Regions from separate parts of the Homo sapiens genome. Here all the other regions are linked to region 4. A link is a contact called in ENCODE Hi-C or POLR2A ChIA-PET data. All regions are on one chromosome and are shown on one strand. The core of a region is the stretch at or near the end of the contact, and the rest is flanking DNA. Distances in the headings are between cores, read along the strand shown.

Evidence for each region. A loop is a pair of places that touch in the nucleus more often than their neighbours do. ChIA-PET counts read pairs that join two places held with the same protein, here RNA polymerase II (POLR2A). Pooled maps may share reads with other maps.
Region 1: a loop to region 4 is called in a map of ascending aorta, with 2.4 times the contacts of the local background. The contact joins the promoter of NCAPH2 here to the promoter of PIM3 in region 4. A Hi-C loop is called at or near these places in 1 of 168 maps with a recorded cell type or tissue (ascending aorta), 1 of 37 single-sample maps with no recorded cell type and 9 of 50 pooled maps. POLR2A ChIA-PET finds 5 or more read pairs at or near these places in 1 of 52 experiments (OCI-LY7).
Region 2: a map of CD8-positive, alpha-beta T cell shows a loop between it and region 4 (3-fold over the local background). The contact joins the promoter of SCO2 here to the promoter of PIM3 in region 4. A Hi-C loop is called at or near these places in 3 of 168 maps with a recorded cell type or tissue (CD8-positive, alpha-beta T cell, GM12878 and naive thymus-derived CD4-positive, alpha-beta T cell), 12 of 37 single-sample maps with no recorded cell type and 14 of 50 pooled maps. POLR2A ChIA-PET finds 5 or more read pairs at or near these places in 2 of 52 experiments (activated B cell and activated T-cell).
Region 3: a pooled map shows a loop between it and region 4 (6-fold over the local background). The contact joins the promoter of ARSA here to the promoter of PIM3 in region 4. A Hi-C loop is called at or near these places in 1 of 168 maps with a recorded cell type or tissue (CD8-positive, alpha-beta T cell), 1 of 37 single-sample maps with no recorded cell type and 9 of 50 pooled maps. POLR2A ChIA-PET finds 5 or more read pairs at or near these places in 2 of 52 experiments (CD4-positive, alpha-beta T cell and activated B cell).
Region 5: a pooled map shows a loop between it and region 4 (6-fold over the local background). The contact joins the promoter of SBF1 here to the promoter of PIM3 in region 4. A Hi-C loop is called at or near these places in 1 of 37 single-sample maps with no recorded cell type and 7 of 50 pooled maps. POLR2A ChIA-PET finds 5 or more read pairs at or near these places in 2 of 52 experiments (PC-9 and Panc1).
Region 6: a loop to region 4 is called in a pooled map, with 4 times the contacts of the local background. The contact joins the promoter of KLHDC7B here to the promoter of PIM3 in region 4. A Hi-C loop is called at or near these places in 2 of 168 maps with a recorded cell type or tissue (GM12878 and naive thymus-derived CD4-positive, alpha-beta T cell), 11 of 37 single-sample maps with no recorded cell type and 6 of 50 pooled maps. POLR2A ChIA-PET finds 5 or more read pairs at or near these places in 4 of 52 experiments (T-cell, activated B cell, activated T-cell and 1 more).

Annotation. Positions count from the first base shown.
Region 1 is chr22:50,506,863-50,509,562 of GRCh38, reverse strand. NCAPH2 (non-SMC condensin II complex subunit H2) reads right to left here and starts at 1,339. Exons shown (of 20, transcript NM_152299.4): 1 at 1,118-1,339. The coding sequence starts at 1,225. LMF2 (lipase maturation factor 2) reads left to right here and starts at 1,861. Exons shown (of 14, transcript NM_033200.3): 1 at 1,861-1,981; 2 at 2,528-2,700. The coding sequence starts at 1,888. RefSeq lists silencers at 801-1,090, 1,761-1,860 and an enhancer at 2,081-2,130.
Region 2 is chr22:50,524,348-50,527,047 of GRCh38, reverse strand. It overlaps SCO2 (synthesis of cytochrome C oxidase 2), which reads left to right and starts at 1,450. Exons shown (of 2, transcript NM_005138.3): 1 at 1,450-1,576; 2 at 2,624-2,700. The coding sequence starts at 2,637. NCAPH2 (non-SMC condensin II complex subunit H2) reads right to left here. Exons shown (of 20, transcript NM_152299.4): 20 at 2,268-2,700. It overlaps TYMP (thymidine phosphorylase), which reads left to right. Exons shown (of 10, transcript NM_001953.5): 7 at 310-472; 8 at 572-802; 9 at 907-1,047; 10 at 1,130-1,296. The coding sequence ends at 1,278. RefSeq lists enhancers at 1-240, 49-348 and silencers at 439-1,268, 1,479-1,778.
Region 3 is chr22:50,626,902-50,629,601 of GRCh38, reverse strand. It overlaps ARSA (arylsulfatase A), which reads left to right and starts at 1,450. Exons shown (of 8, transcript NM_000487.6): 1 at 1,450-2,046; 2 at 2,196-2,436; 3 at 2,550-2,700. The coding sequence starts at 1,823. RefSeq lists a silencer at 1,366-1,555 and an enhancer at 2,490-2,700.
Region 4 is chr22:49,959,450-49,962,149 of GRCh38, reverse strand. It overlaps PIM3 (Pim-3 proto-oncogene, serine/threonine kinase), which reads right to left and starts at 1,378. Exons shown (of 6, transcript NM_001001852.4): 1 at 1,118-1,378; 2 at 916-1,025; 3 at 782-832; 4 at 339-708. The coding sequence starts at 1,202. RefSeq lists silencers at 166-215, 856-905, 1,046-1,195, 1,246-1,885, 1,926-2,205 and 2 more.
Region 5 is chr22:50,473,596-50,476,295 of GRCh38, reverse strand. SBF1 (SET binding factor 1) reads left to right here and starts at 1,261. Exons shown (of 41, transcript NM_002972.4): 1 at 1,261-1,510. The coding sequence starts at 1,456. RefSeq lists enhancers at 99-1,008, 1,919-2,700 and silencers at 1,105-1,309, 890-1,349, 1,770-1,899.
Region 6 is chr22:50,544,467-50,547,166 of GRCh38, reverse strand. KLHDC7B (kelch domain containing 7B) reads right to left here and starts at 1,268. Exons shown (of 1, transcript NM_138433.5): 1 at 1-1,268. The coding sequence starts at 923. KLHDC7B-DT (KLHDC7B divergent transcript) reads left to right here. Exons shown (of 4, transcript NR_199716.1): 2 at 699-793; 3 at 1,772-2,380. RefSeq lists a silencer at 2,653-2,700.

The DNA of each region.
Region 1 (2,700 bases), core at 90-2,589, 550 kb before region 4:
CCAAATAAAATGGACAACAGATGAATTCAAGTGATATTCCGGTGGTATAACTGATGGAATTCATGGATGAACTGAGTGTTAAGCATGGGGCTTCACTATAGCCACATTTAGCTTTTGCTTTTGGTTGAACAGCGGTGTCATTTTCCGAGATGGGAAAAGCTGGGGTTTAAGCAGAAAAATGAAGAGTTCCACTTTAAATATGTTAAATGAGATGTTTGCGTGACACCCACTAGATGTCAAGAGAGCAGCTGGATATGTAAAGTAGATTTGGAGGAAAGATCTAGGATGGAGCTGCAGATCTGGTAGTTGTCCTAATACAGGCAATATTTAAAATCATAGAAATAAATGACACTTCAGGGTAAATGCATCAGAAGATGACCTAGGCCCCATCCTGAGGAACTCAACACTTAGAGACTGGATAGAAAAGAAAAATCAGGCAATGAAATAGGGAAAAAAAATCCTACCACCATGTTTCAAAAAGAAAGGAGTGGCCAGTCCAACAAATGCTGACTTATGTCCCTTGGATTTGGTAGAATGGAGATCACTGCTGATCAAGACAAGAAACATTTAAGTGTCGTGGACGCCAGACTGAGCTGGGCTGAGGAGTAAAAATGAAGCGCAAATATGGAGCAGACAGCTTAACACAGGTCTAGACAGGGCTGTCAAACATGGAAGAAACACTAATCGCTAACAGGATAGAGCATGGCAATAGCTTGAAATTGGTTTGAAAATCCAAGATAAAAAATTCCTCTGACATCGTGATCCAGACCTCTCAAACACACAAGCATGCTCGCAATAACTGCAATAAAAGCAATAATGCTTTCTAGTCTATTCCACTACGTTAGAGAAACGGCTGGTCACCACCCACTCAATCATTCACGGCTCGCTGACGGGTAGAAACCTGCAATGACAGGTCCACGCTAATCCAACAAGGGATGATTTGGGGAGGCAGAGATGGAGTTTGAAAAGAAGCAGGGAGCCCGAGGACCTGCGCGGCCAGAGCGCCAGATAGCCATAGGCGTGGAGACGGTGGGGCGCCCACAGCCCCGGGCCCGGAGCCCCCGCCCCGCAGCCCCACCCGCCGGCCCACCCCGCGTCACTCCCCCGCCGCCCTTACCTCCTCCAGATACTCGCCCAGCTGGGCCGCCACGTCCACCTCCCAGTTCTTGGTGAGGTCGCGGATGGGCTGCAAGAGGTGGGCGAAGCGCGCCTCCACGTCCTCCATGTCCGGGAGGGAACGGGCGGCAAAGGGACCGCAGGGCTGCCTTCCGAGGGGTACGGCGTCCTCAGCCCGCCACTAGTTCTGGCGCCATTTTGCTGTTCCCGCCCAGGAAAATGCGTAGGCGCGGCGTCGCGCGCATGTCTATGACGTAACGTGGGCAAAAGCCAGAGAGGCGAACCCCGGCGCCGCGCAGCGGGAGCTCACCGGAAGAGTCGCGGGGCGGGGTCGAAGCCTCCGGGAGGGGGGGGTGGGCGGAGCTTTGGGCTGCCACCAGTTTGGACGGGAGGGCTTTTGGGGCCGCCGTGGGTCGGGCGGGGCGGGGTGGGGCGGGGCCTGGAGCTGCCGCGGGCGAGCGGGCCGAGGAGGCGGGGCTTGGGGGCTGCCACGGGTTGGGGGGGCGGGGCGGTGAGGAGGCGGGGCCTGGGGCAGCCGCGGGCGGGCGGACGGGCCGAGGAGGCGGGGCTTGGGGCTGCCACGGGTTGGGCGGGCGGGGCGGTGAGGAGGCGGGGCCTGGGACTGCCGCGGGCGGGCGGGCGGGCCGAGGAGGCGGGGCTTGGGGCTGCCACGGATTGGGCGGGCGGGGCGGTGAGGAGGCGGGGCCTGGGGCTGCCGCGGGCGGGCGGACGCGGAGGGCGGGCCCTGCTCTAGCGGGCCGCGTAGCGGACATGGCGGGCTCCCGGCTCCCGCGGCAGCTCTTCCTCCAGGGCGTGGCGGCCGTCTTCATGTTTGCTTTCGCTTCCCTCTACACGCAAATCCCAGGTGAAGGCACCCAGGGTGGGACACCCCCAGCCTCGGCGCGGGACCCTATGTCCTCTTTTCTCTGTGCCCGGCACTCACGCAGTCCGGGGTTGGGAGTGAGGGCCAGGCCTTGGCGTGGGGTAGGGGGCGGCGGTTCGTGTCCTGCAGGCCGCTGTGGGGGTAGGAAGGTGTGCGGTGATCCATTTCCCGTAAGGCTCTGGACTCTGACCTGGGGTGGGGGACAGAACTCTGAGAGAGGTGGGAGAGAGGCTTCCTCCCAGACCTGGTGGGACAGGTAGGAGATCGGGCTGAGACCTGGAAGAGGGCAGTGGGCTCTGCTGGGTGGGAGGCCCTGACTCAGGTAGTTGAGCAGGCCTCTAGCCCTGGGACGGGGTTTTGACAGGTCCCGACCTGGGGGACGGGCTCTGGAGGGACTGCAGACTCTGACCTAGGGATGGAGGTATCCGCATGCTCTGACCTAGGCTGGGGGATCTGCAGGCCCTGACTCAGAGGTAGTCTAGTCTGCAAGGGCTGTCCAGGGCCTGGCCATGACATGCCCTCCCACAGGCCTGTATGGCCCCGAGGGCATCCTACCTGCAAGGAGGACGCTGCGGCCTCAGGGCAAGGGGCGCTGGCAGCAGCTGTGGGAGACCCCGACGCTGCTGTGGGAAGCGCCGAGACTGGGGCTGGACACGGCCCAGGGCCTGGAGCTGCTGAGCCTGCTGGGTGCACTAGTGGCC
Region 2 (2,700 bases), core at 201-2,700, 560 kb before region 4:
CCTCTTCTGCCCGAAGTCCCTCCCTCCTTCACGGCTTCCTAACCTGCTGTGACTTTAGAGGTCAAGGCTGGCCCGGCCTGGACCTGGGGAAGCCCTCTGTGGCGTTCCTGCCCCAGACCAAGTACAAGTTCCTCCTGGCCCCATGGCGAGGTGTCGCACTTCACTCGTGTCTCTTCCCCACCCCAATCCTTCCCTGACTTCATGCTGGGGGGCTGGCAACCCAGGGTGCAGCAGGGGCTGGAGTTCGACCAAGAACCGGCTGCAGAAGGCCCCGCCATGGGGGGTCCACGCTGAGCCTCCTCTCCGCAGGTTGGCGTGGGAGCCAGCCTAGGGCTTCGGGTCGCGGCAGCGCTGACCGCCATGGACAAGCCCCTGGGTCGCTGCGTGGGCCACGCCCTGGAGGTGGAGGAGGCGCTGCTCTGCATGGACGGCGCAGGCCCGCCAGACTTAAGGGACCTGGTCACCACGCTCGGTGAGGGGGACGGGGTGTAGGGGAGCGGAGGCGGCGGGGGGTGCTTCCCGCTGGGGCCGCCCCGACCCGGCCGCGCCTAAGACCCGTCCCCGCCCGCAGGGGGCGCCCTGCTCTGGCTCAGCGGACACGCGGGGACTCAGGCCCAGGGCGCTGCCCGGGTGGCCGCGGCGCTGGACGACGGCTCGGCCCTTGGCCGCTTCGAGCGGATGCTGGCGGCGCAGGGCGTGGATCCCGGTCTGGCCCGAGCCCTGTGCTCGGGAAGTCCCGCAGAACGCCGGCAGCTGCTGCCTCGCGCCCGGGAGCAGGAGGAGCTGCTGGCGCCCGCAGATGGTGAGCGTCGGGGGAGTCCCCGTCCTTCCGCCTCCGCCATCCCCTTCCCTTCCCGAGGCCCCGCCCCTTCCCGAGCCCGCGCCTCTCAGCCCCTCTCCCCGCAGGCACCGTGGAGCTGGTCCGGGCGCTGCCGCTGGCGCTGGTGCTGCACGAGCTCGGGGCCGGGCGCAGCCGCGCTGGGGAGCCGCTCCGCCTGGGGGTGGGCGCAGAGCTGCTGGTCGACGTGGGTCAGAGGCTGCGCCGTGGTGAGCGCCGCCCCCGCCCTGCTGGCCCCGCACCCCCGCCCAGCTCCGGCCGCGCGGCCTCTAACAGCCCCTCGCTCTGCAGGGACCCCCTGGCTCCGCGTGCACCGGGACGGCCCCGCGCTCAGCGGCCCGCAGAGCCGCGCCCTGCAGGAGGCGCTCGTACTCTCCGACCGCGCGCCATTCGCCGCCCCCTCGCCCTTCGCAGAGCTCGTTCTGCCGCCGCAGCAATAAAGCTCCTTTGCCGCGAAACCTTGTCAGTGCTTGGGCGGGAGCGGAAGGATCCAGGGCTGCGGAGGCGGGGGCCGTCTCGATGAACACGTGACCCCCGGCGGGCTCCGCCTTCCGCGCACGCGCTGAGAGCCTGTCAGCGGCTGCGCCCGTGTGCGCATGCGCAGCTCCGGGGACGCCTGCGCCCTGCCTGTGAGCGTGTGGCGCCCGCTTTCCCTGAGCCGGCGGGGCAGAGCGCAGGGAGCTGGAGGTCGGCGCTTCCTCTCGTGCTTGGTCCACTGACGCGCGGCCCCGCCGCGAGGTGCGGACGCCGGGGCTGGGAGGGGAGGAGGTAGCCCTGAGGACTCGCTGGACTCCGGGGTAGTTTCCCAGCTCCGGCTACTGCGCGGGGCTGGCGGGGCACACCCCAGGGCGCGCTGGAGGCCGGAGCGAGGCTGGGGCGCCCGTGGGAGGCTCCCAGCAGGCACCGGTGTTCTCGCGGCCAAGCACAGTTATAACGCGCTCGCGCGGCGCTTCGAGTGGTCCTGGAACCTTTCTGGCCACGAGGGCGCTGGCCTTGCTGGGGAGGGCACAAACCCAGAACCGCCCGGGCGGGGGTGCAGTGAGTCCTCGGGAGGGTGCCCTCAGCAGGAGGGGGCAGTGACCGGGAGTCCTGAGACCTCCACCTAGCAAACCTTCTGCGGGGGCCCGTGGGAAAGGCTCAAAGGTCACCAACGCAAAGGCAGGGCGTCGGCTGTGAGCCCGGAGGAGCTGCTGGGAAGCCTGGATGTGAGGAGGGTGGGGTTTTGTGGCGGGTGGAAGTGTCGTGCGTCTCTGCCAGGAGAGGTTAAACACAGCCGGCGGGCAGAGTCTGAGCTCCGGGGGTAGGTCGTGCAGGTTTTCTGCTGGGAGTGTGGAGGAAGGCCGCGGTTGGTTGAAGTGGCTGGAGGTAACAGGAAAGTGTTGGAGGAATCGGTTGCTCTCGGGGATTGCAAGCCAGAGAGTTACCCACCTCCTTTTAAGAAATGGGTTTATTGCAAATAGATAACGTGGTTAGTTCAGGCAAGGCATGCACTTGGAATGCTTTCCGTCAGCAAGAGGTTCACCTTGCTGAGGTGCAGGTGCAGGGCAGGGTGCGGTGACAGGCTGGTGATCCCAGGTAGAGGACAGGAGTGACAGGTGTGGTTGCCCAGGTGTGGATGTTTGGTGGAGGTGGAGTTCTGAGCTCAGGTGAGCAGCTGCAAATGCCTGTTAAGCCTGAACGTGGGCTGGGTCCTTCAGATGGGTGGCTGGTCTCAAGTCGCAGGGGCAGCCCAGGCACTGTCCTGGGCCTTCCCTTCTGGCTCCTGACGCCTGTGCTTGTTTCCAGGAGCATCAGATCCATGCTGCTGCTGACTCGGAGCCCCACAGCTTGGCACAGGCTCTCTCAGCTCAAGCCTCGGGTCC
Region 3 (2,700 bases), core at 201-2,700, 670 kb before region 4:
TCGGAAGCTTATATACCATCTTGAGGTTACAGAAAGAACATGGGCTCAAAGTATGGCCACAGTTTATGGTGGAAAATCAGGTGACCAGTGGCAAGACCGGTTACAGGAGGGAGAGCAGAGGAGGCCTGGCTAGCAAAGGTGGCCTTGTTCTACAGATGAAACCTCACAGGTAGCAGCCCTGAGAGAGAACAGATGGTGAATGTTCCCTTCAGGCCTTTAAAGGCGTCAGACTGTTACTCTTCCCAGATCAGGCAAGGAGGGCCTCAGAGGAGGCCTGGCCGCATCAGTGTAGATTCTCTCCACAGATGCAAATCTCCCCCACAAAAGACAGCTTTTCAGCTATTCTTCTATTTCCAGTCCTTCTGAGTAACTGTCTTGAACCGTGTCAAGGAAATATATTTGGAGGTGACATATTGTGTTTTCCTTCAAGATCAAAAAGGTTAAGTCCAAGGCTGCCCAACGAGGGAGCGAGGACCCAATCACGTTGTCCTCAGATGAGTTTTTCCCCAGCAGCGTAACCCTGCAACAGGCCAGACTGGACCCCAGACACACATTCCACACCACACCACGCCTCCACCACCACACGCACACAACAGACACACCCTAAACACCAGACACACACACACACCTCAACCACCGCAAACACACATACGCCACACCTCTAACACCACACACACCCAACACCACACACATACGTGCCTCAAACACTACACACACCTCAACCACCATACACCTCAACCACACACACCCCTCAAACACCAAACACACCCCTCAACCACACACACACACCCCTCAAACACCACACACCCACCTCAAACACCACACACACATATCCCTCAAACACTACAAAAACACACACACACACCTCAAACACCACACATGCACACACACCTGAAACACCACACACCTGCCTCAAACACTCCACACACACCACACACAGACACGTACACAGCCCCCCGCACCCAGCCACAGCTTACACGCACACAGACACGCGTACGCAGGAGAAAGGGTGTCAAAGCTTTTGCTAGTCGTGAAGGAAGAGCCCGCAGTCCATGGGGCTGCACGGTTTTCCCTGCCATTTGCTCATTCACCGGGTGCCCATAACGCTCCGCGCTCAGGTCTCTTACAGGAGGGCCCGAGTCTCCCAGTACCGGAGGTCTGGGGGCGCACGAGCCGCTCCTCCTCTGGAGAAGCTCCGGACCGAGAGGACACCGGACACTGCGCAGCGCCGAGCCCCGCGCGCAGCCCGGGACGCCTCAGCCAGGGCCGACCGCGCAGAGGAAGCTCCCAGAGCCCGTTTCAAGACCGCAGCCAACAGCCTCAGGCGCACACGGCGGCCTCGGAGCGAGCACGCGCAGCAACGCCCCTCGCCCCGGCCCGCCCCCGGCCCCGCCCCCGGCCCCGCCCCCGGCCCCGCCCCGCAAGGGTCACAGGTCACGGGGCGGGGCCGAGGCGGAAGCGCCCGCAGCCCGGTACCGGCTCCTCCTGGGCTCCCTCTAGCGCCTTCCCCCCGGCCCGACTCCGCTGGTCAGCGCCAAGTGACTTACGCCCCCGACCCTGAGCCCGGACCGCTAGGCGAGGAGGATCAGATCTCCGCTCGAGAATCTGAAGGTGCCCTGGTCCTGGAGGAGTTCCGTCCCAGCCCGCGGTCTCCCGGTACTGTCGGGCCCCGGCCCTCTGGAGCTTCAGGAGGCGGCCGTCAGGGTCGGGGAGTATTTGGGTCCGGGGTCTCAGGGAAGGGCGGCGCCTGGGTCTGCGGTATCGGAAAGAGCCTGCTGGAGCCAAGTAGCCCTCCCTCTCTTGGGACAGACCCCTCGGTCCCATGTCCATGGGGGCACCGCGGTCCCTCCTCCTGGCCCTGGCTGCTGGCCTGGCCGTTGCCCGTCCGCCCAACATCGTGCTGATCTTTGCCGACGACCTCGGCTATGGGGACCTGGGCTGCTATGGGCACCCCAGCTCTACCACTCCCAACCTGGACCAGCTGGCGGCGGGAGGGCTGCGGTTCACAGACTTCTACGTGCCTGTGTCTCTGTGCACACCCTCTAGGTAAAGAGGGGGCCGCGCCTCTTCCCCGCCCCGACCCTCCATCCCTTTCCTCCCAATGGATTGCAGGGGGGCGGGAAAAACGTCTGTCTCTCTCTCTAGGGAAGGCCACATTTCTGTCTGTCTCAGGGACTCTGTGACTTGTCCCGCAGGGCCGCCCTCCTGACCGGCCGGCTCCCGGTTCGGATGGGCATGTACCCTGGCGTCCTGGTGCCCAGCTCCCGGGGGGGCCTGCCCCTGGAGGAGGTGACCGTGGCCGAAGTCCTGGCTGCCCGAGGCTACCTCACAGGAATGGCCGGCAAGTGGCACCTTGGGGTGGGGCCTGAGGGGGCCTTCCTGCCCCCCCATCAGGGCTTCCATCGATTTCTAGGCATCCCGTACTCCCACGACCAGGTAGGAACCACCCGGGCCCTCAGCCACCCTCCCACCTCCCAAAGTCCCCCAGCCCTTGATGCTCCCGCAGCCCCACCTGCCAGCCCAGCCCTCACGGCAGCTGCCCGCCTCAGGGCCCCTGCCAGAACCTGACCTGCTTCCCGCCGGCCACTCCTTGCGACGGTGGCTGTGACCAGGGCCTGGTCCCCATCCCACTGTTGGCCAACCTGTCCGTGGAGGCGCAGCCCCCCTGGCTGCCCGGACTAGAGGCCCGCTACATGGCTT
Region 4 (2,700 bases), core at 129-2,628:
TCACGCACGGAGACTCCTCCGCTACCGCCCCCAGCCGGGGGTCTCTCGGGCCGGAAGGATGTCACGCGCCTCCCACACCGGGGCAAGAGGCCCCGTACCCCCCAACGCGATGGAGGAAGCAATATTGAGCGCGCCCCTAGCCCCCACCCAGCACGATCCCGCTCTTGATCCCTCGCTCAGCCCTCCCCAGGGTAGCGCGTGGGCCTCTGCTCCCCACGAGAGCAGACCCAGGGCGCGCGGCCGCCCAACAGTCATCAGCCCCTCCATGTGCCGCCCCTGCAGGCGTTAACCCGCCGGCAAGGCCCCCGGAACGTTCCCTGCCCCGCGCCCGCGCTCACCGTCGAAGTCGGTGTAGACCGTGTCCTTGAGCAGCGCACCCGAACCGAAGTCGATGAGCTTGAGCTCTCCGGAGCGCAGGTCCACAAGCAGATTTTCGTCCTTAATGTCGCGGTGCACGACCCCGCAGCTGTGGCAGTGGCGCACGGCGGCCAGCACCTGCGCGAAGAAGCGGCGCGCCAGCGGCTCGTCCAGGGCGCCGCGCTCCGTGATAAAGTCGAAGAGGTCCTGCGCCGGCTCGGGCCGCTCCAGCACCAGCAGGAAGCCGTCGGGCCGCTCGAACCAGTCCAGCAGGCGGATGACGCCGCGCGCGCCGCCCGCCGCGCCCACCTTGCGCAGCAGCACCACCTCCAGGGGCACGGTCGCGCCGCCCTGGGGGACACGGCGGTCAGCAAAAGCCCCGCGCCCGCCCCCCGCCGCCGCCGCCGCCCGTGCCCCAACTTACCAGGCTGCCCCACTCGGTCACCCGCTCCTTCACCACGTGCTTCACAGCCACCTGCGGAGACGCGGGGGTCAGGCCGGGCCAAGCGAGGCGCAAGGCGCGCGAGAAACCCGGGCCCGCCCGGCGGTCCGACTCACCGGGAGCCCGTCGGCGATGCGGCTACCCGCGTAGACCGTGCCGAAGCCGCCGCTACCCAGCACGGCGCCCACCTGGTACGCCTTCTCGAAGCTCTCCTTGTCCGCCTTGGCTGCAGGGAGGCGCGGGCGGGGTTGGTGCGGCCCGGGGCGCCCCCGGTCCCCGCCCTGGCCCCGGCCCCGGCCCCGCCGGCCCCGCGCGTACCTGGCTGCAGGATCTTCACCGGGAGGTGGTCCACGCCGCCGGGCCCGCAGAGGTGCGCCAGGGAGCCGAACTTGGAGAGCAGCATCGCGGGCGACGGCCTCCCCGGAGCCCCGAGCCCCAGGCGCCGAAGCCGCGGCCGATCCGGGCGAGCGGCGCGCCGGGGACACCGGCCGTCCGAGCCCGAGGCGGTCCGCGCGGCGCAGTGGGCCCGGAAGGCCCGCGGGGACCGCGTAGACGCGCAGCAGGCGGAGCGCCTCACCCGCCCCGGCCGCCTCGCCCGGGGGTTTTGGGCCGCGGCGCCGCGTATCCCTCCGCGGGGGCGGGGCGAATCGGGACCCCGCCCCCTTCCGCCCGGGGCCCGCGAGGCGGCGGCGGCCGGGCGCTAGCTGGGGAGACGGCGGGGCAGCTTGGCGCCTGTCTTCGGGCGGGCGAGGGCCGGGTGCGGCGGGCGCGGGGCCGCTCCGGGACTCGTTTTCGTAGCGCAGCCGCGGAGGCGCACGGCGTGTCGCGTCGGTCCGCTCTCCGCGCTCACGCTCTCACTCCGCGCAGGCGCAGTGCCCGCGCGGGTGGCGGCCGTGGCGCCTCGGGCAGAACGAGGAGGGACTGCACGAGCCAATGGAAGCCGGAGTTTTTAAAGAAATCCGGCGCCCCAGCCAATGGCGGGGCGAGCCGTTTCCTGGCTCCGCCCCCAGCAGTGCCTAGGAAGGTCACCCGCCGGCCCCGAGCAGGGTTCCTGGGGGTGTGGGAGTGCGGGAGGCGACCTGCGCTTGTCCCGCGGCCTCGAGGTGACACACGCCGCCAGTCTGCGTCCCCGGCTGTCTGCGCATCCCGTCGCGCACGTGGCCGGGCGCGCGGGGAGGTAGCGCCGGCTCCTCTGGAAGCCCTCGCAGCGGCAGCGCCCCCAGCCTCGCAGCCCCGGCGGGGGCCGAGAGCGCACCTGGCTGGAGATGCTTCCTCCTCACCCTGGGCTCTGACCTCACGCCCGCAGCCCGAGGGCCCTCCCTGGTACCTCTGCCCTGCTGGCCGGTGCCTGGAGTGGCCCCGCCCGACTCCTGCCGTCTGACACGGTCCTGGCTGCCCTCCGGGCTCTCCAGCAGCTGCTGTCCACCTCCACCAGGGAGCCCACCTTGATTGCTGCGACAGCCGCACTCAAAGGCTGAACAGCCGGGGTACACATTGCCCTGGTCTGGACTTCACCCTGTCGTGCCCCTTCCCTGCTCTCTGTACAGAAGTCTGACTCACCTGTGTGGTTTGGTGCAAACCCACAGATTGCCAACATTGGTCCAAAGTCACCGGCCTGAGAGCAGCTCAGGGTTCCAGGACGTGAGTGGCCACCCGCCAGCCCCAGGGCTAGTGGGTTGAGAGTTGGGGGCCAGAGGGCCCAGGGGCTGGTCCTCTTGGCACTGCCAGGCGTTCTCAGTGGCCCTCAGGGGTCTAAATATTGTGGCAGACATCCCCGGGCGGTCTGGTGTGACCGTCAGCGCGCACACACACTTGCCTCGGAGCTTCCAGCCTCCCCTAAGTCTGACCTCTCATCTCTATACAGTCACCATCGCTGTCCCTGCGCTGACCACTCACACACC
Region 5 (2,700 bases), core at 12-2,511, 510 kb before region 4:
ATGATGTGAACCTGGGAGGCGGAGTTTGCAGTGAGCCAAGATCACGCCACTGTACTCCAGCCTGGGCGACAGAGCGAGACTCTGTCTCAAAACAAACAAACAAAAACAAACAAAAAACAAAAAACAGACCTTCGGGCTGGGGGCGGTGGCTCATGCCTGTAATCCCAGCACTTTGGGACGCCATGGTGGGTGGATGGCCTGAGGTCAGGAGTTCAAGACCAGCCTGGCCAACATGGTGAAACCCCCTCTCTACTAAAATACAAAAATTAGCCGGGCATGGTGGTGCACACCTGTAATCCCAGCTACGCGGGAAGCTGAGGCGGGAGAATTGCTTGAACCCAGGAGACGGACGTTCCAGTGAGCCAAGATGGTGTCACTGCACTTCAGCCTGGGTGACGGATTGAGACTCTGCCTCAAAAACAAAACAAAACATAACAAAAAACAGACCTTGGCCTGCTGTGCTCAGAGGGGTTTCCCTGCTGCACCAGGCTGGCTCCTGCACCTTCTCTCCCAGCATGTTCTGCTCTGGGCTCATGCTCATCCCTGAGCCACTTCAGGGGTGGCCCTGGCCAGCCCTGCCCTTGAGAGGGGTGGGCACTGTCAGGGATCCTGGGGGATGCAGCTTTCCCAGAGCCCCCTGCTCCGTGGCCTCATGTGCCTCACACGCTTAGAACATTTGCTCTTTACAGGGGGACATGAGCGTGCCGTTTTTAAGCTGTGTTAAATGTCTCACTTGGCCTAGATGGGGGCTCTTCAGCCTGGGACCCCAAGGGCAGGGCCTGAATTCTCTCTCTGTTCCCCATCGCCAGGCTGGCAGCCCCTGAGGTGATGGCCCTGCGCCTCCTCTGACTTCTAGTTTGGGGGGCCCGGTAGGCAGCGCCTAGGCTTCTCCCGCCTTTCTCCCGCTGGACAGAGAGGGGCGGGGGACGAGGAGTCTGGGGACCCGATCCCCAGATTGGGACGGCCCAGGGGTGGGGTTCGGGCTCCTGTGCGGGGAGTCCCAACGGCGAGGGCAGCTGTGGTCCTGGCCCATGCCTCCCGCCGACACCACAGCCGACCCGGGTCAGGGCGTCAGACCCGCCGGAGCCGTAGTCCAGGTGCCCGGCCCGAGGGGCGGTGCTCGGGCCCCAGAGTGGTCAGCGATGGGCGGGGCGCTGCTCTCGGGAGCCGCCCTCCCACCCTCTGGACCAATGGAGATGCGCGGTTGCAGGCCCCGCCCGCTCAGGGCTTGACGACAGCGCGCAGGCGCACGGCGCGCCCGGGCGGGCCGGCTGGCTGGGAAGATGGCGGCGGGAACCTGGGCCGCCGCCGCCGCCGCCGCCGCCGCCGCGGAGCGAACCAGGGGTGTCCGGGGTGCGCGGTCCAGGGCCGGGGCCGGGCCATGAGCGCGCCGTCCTCGAGTCCCCGAGCCGCGGAGCCCGCCCGCGCCCCTCGGGCCGCCCCGCGTCCCTCGCCATGGCGCGGCTCGCGGACTACTTCGTGCTGGTGGCGTTCGGGCCGCACCCGCGCGGTGAGTGCCGAGGCCAAGCGCTGAGGGCCGGGGGCCGAGGGTCGAGTGCTGAGGGCCAGGGGCTGGGTCTGAGGGTCGAGGGCCGGGGGCTGGGGGCCGAGGGCTGGGGGCTGGGTCGGGAGGCCGAGGACTGAGGGCCGGGCGCTGAGGGCCGAGGACCGGGGGCTGGGCGCTGAGGGCCGGGGTCGGGGGAGCCGAGGACTGAGGGCCGGGGCCGGGGGCCGGGCGGGGACTGAAGGCCAGGGCCGACCGGACAGCCCGTGGGGAGAATGGGCGTCCGCTGGGGGCGGCGTGGCCGCGCGGGCCTGGTGGCGGCAGGGAGAGAAGGCTGGGCCCGGCCTGCCCGGCCTCCTTGGGGTGGGACGGGCTCTCTCCTTGGCCAGCTGCGGGCGGCTGTGGCTCTAGTGGCTCCAGGGGCGCGGACCCGCGGCTCGCCAGCCCGCCTCTGACCTTGGTGCTCCGTCTGAAGCCCCCGGCGGTCTTGGCGGGGTGCAAAGAGGGGGTGGAGTTCGGGTTTGGTGCATGGAGAAGCGGTGTTTGATTTGAAACTGGGAGGATTTGAGGAGGAAGCGTCGAGAGTAGAGAGAAGAGCATTCCTGGCGACTCGCCTGACGGTCCAGGCCCTGCACGCCAAGCCCTGGGTGGGGTATCAGCGTGGCGGTCGGTGCCCATGCCCAGGAGGTCTGTGTGTGGGGTCAGCGCCCGTGTCTGAGAGCTCTTCAGCCCAGGAGGTAGGAGAAAACGGAGCCTGACGATGACATCAGCAACAGCCTGGAGACAGCAGCGTTGGCGAGCGTGCTTGGTGTGCCAGGCCCCGCACAGCCCTTTGTGTACATGATCTCACCTCTTCCTCCCAGCAGCCCACCGGGGTTGCCCTGGTGTTGCCCCCATCTGTAGAGAAGTTAGGCGCGGATAAGCTGACTGCCTGGCCTGAGCCGGCTCAGAGAGGCTGGGACTGGCACTCAGGCTGTCAGATCCCAGCTGCAGACTGGCAGTGTGTGGGGATGGCTGTGTGGTCAGGCAGGGGCTGGATCTTGAGCCTGGAGGTGGGATTGAGCTTGCCTTCCCAGTTACCCTGTTTTTTGTCAGTCCAGTTGTCACTGTCCCCACCAAGGACCTGGAGTTCTCTCTTTTTTGTGTTTCTTCTGCTGGACACCCCCCTACACTTCCTGAAGCCTCTTTAGCATCTT
Region 6 (2,700 bases), core at 19-2,518, 590 kb before region 4:
GCCCCAGAGCCTTCCGTCTGAGACCCAGGCTGCAGGGCGCGGGGAGCGGGCAGCGCCGGGAGTGCGGGCTCCTGGGCGAGTGGGGGTCCTGTGGGGAGGCCGCGCGCGTGGGCGTCCAGGGCGGCGGCCCCGTCCACCGCGTCCCACACGCTCCCCGCGGCGCCCAGGCGGAGCGGGTCCAGTTTCCGGGGGCGGCGGGCTCTGTCTCCCGAGCCAGCGTCCATCCGCCGCCGCCGGCCCCGGCCTCTCCCCATCGAGCCCGAGGGCCCCGCGCCCGCCTGCCAGGGGCCAGTGTCCTGTTGCCCCGCGGGGCCTGCGGCCTGGCGAGAGGACGCCCTGACACCACCTGTCTCCGCCTCCGCTTCGCTGCCAGGGCTCCGAGGAGTGAAGTGGATCAGGAGGGGGGCGGACATCCCCCCTGCTTCGCTCCTGCCCAGGAGGGCAGTGCCTGGCCTGGGAGGCTCCTTTCCTTCCGCTCGGGGGGCCGCGGGGGTGGCACTGCCCCGTTGCTGTCCTAATGCCTCTCTGCGGGCCTCCTCGACAGCCGTCTTGAGTGGAAGCCGGGCCATGGCGGCCAGGCCCCCGCCCGGCGCTGCAGCAGGGACAGGGCTCTGCTGGCCGCGTCCTGGGGGCTCTGGTTTCCCCTGCCCTGGGCTCTGCCCCTCGCTGCCATCACTGACCTTAGACTTCGGTTGCAGGGCCAGCTCAGCTCCTCCTGCCTGATGAGGTTGAGCCCCGAGGGCTGTGGACACCGGTTCTGCCGCCTCTTGATCGTGCCCGGAGCCAAACCAGTGTAAGGCCAGCGCTGTGGCAGCCACCACAGCCAGCGCCAGGAGGGCCAGCACAGCACTATCCCAGTCATTGTCACTGTCCCAGTCCCAGCCCCAGAGGGGACCATCTGGCTCCAAGGTGCCCTGGATCATGGTTCAGGGCTGCAATAGAGGCCTGATGGCAGGCTGGCAGTGCATGCAGAGCACAGAGGCCTGGGCTGAGGCACCGGCCAGCGCCTGCCCCAAGGGCTGCCCAGTTAAGGTGGACCAGTCCTCCAGGGCCTGGGAATGGTGGGGTCTCTGCTTGCACTCAGGCCTGGGGGTGTCAGTAGGGCCTGGCTGCAGATATCAGGAGACAGCGAGGCTTATGGCAGGATAGGAGCCCAGGGTCTCTGCAAGCACCCCACCAGCTCCTGCCCTCTTCTCCTCCTCGTAGGCCCCAGGGTCCTCAGGCAGCGTTCCTGAGCTCTGTGCTGTCATCACAGCCAACCTGCTTCTGCCTGGTAGACCCTCACACCCCTAAATTTATTCCACACCCCACAGTCCCTCCTCTCAGCCTGGGCCCAGCTTCAGGGGGCTTGGCAGGGAAGGGTTACCCACAGGGAGATGTTATCTCTAGCTCTAGCAATGTGATGTGGCCCTGATGAAATCACCAGAAACCGGAGAGGCTGATTCCACTGTGGGCCAGCAGGGGAGGGGTGGGGGCCGTGCACGGGAGGGTGCAGGCTGTGCCTGACGGTGGTCTCTCAGGCTGAAGAGGGAGACCCTGGACACGGGTCCTGGCAGTGAGCATTATCATTGCAGGGGTGCTGTGGAGGTTTGTACTGGGGCACAGGGAGGGGGCATAGAGAGGAGACTGAGGCTCCCATAGCTCCTCCTCCAGCAGCTTTTGGACTCCTTACTCTGGGTTTACCAGACATGGGATAGGGTTATCAAGTCAAGAGAAAAAAAAAATTAATGGGATAAATAAAATCCAAACATATTTCTCTCTTTATGGCCAGGCTTATTTCAGCCCACCTAGACCTTCTAGGATCTCCTGGACCCCCTGCGCCCATCGAGAGTGTCTTGACTGCCCAGATGAGACTCTCACTGTGCCCCTGGAGAACCCTGAGCCCAGCCTGCCCCCTACTCCAGTTACCGCATCAGCCAGCACCTGGATCCCTTAGAAACCACCCCCCTCTGGCCCCAGGTGCTCTAATAGCCAGACTCTGGGTGTCTTCATCTCAGTCCTCAGCCTTCCCTTATCTGAGCTGAGGACTCGCCCTCGAGACCACATCCTGGCTGGTACCTCCTAGCCCTGGCTCAGGCCGGCATGTAGGTACTTCTGTTGGATGTGAGCACTTGCTTCCTGAGGGAGAAGCCTGGGCTCCTCCACCTGCTCCTTGCTTAATCCCATCTCAGGAGTGTCTCGGGCCAGGTGCCAGGTGAGGCTCAGACAAGAAAAAGAGCCTGGAGTCCCTGGGACAAAGGCAGGGCTCCCTGGAAAGTACCGTGTGTATTTTTCCTTCCTCTGGGACACAGCAGGCCTGGGGATTTCTCCCTTACTCAAGCAGCAAGGAGATGGCCTAGGAGTGTCCCTGGCACCCAGCCTGAACCCTACTGAGCCTCAGGTAACTCACCTCCCAGCTCCCCCTGGGACTATTAGATGACAGGGAGAGGGTGAGGGTGGGCCCCATGCCTTAAGGTGGACCTCAAGTTGAGGGAAGGCTTTCTAGACCGTGCCCTTATTCTCTGTCCCAGTCTCAGGCTCTGCCTCTTGGTTAAGTTTGGGGTCCAGAAACCTTCAGAGGATGGAGATGACACCCATAAATATTAGAGACTGAGTAGGGGGCGGGAAGCGGTGGCGGCAGCGCACCCCCGGGGTGCAACTGCCCTGGAACTCCAAGTGGTGGCTTCAAAACTGGATTAAAATTTATTTCCGCGAAACCCT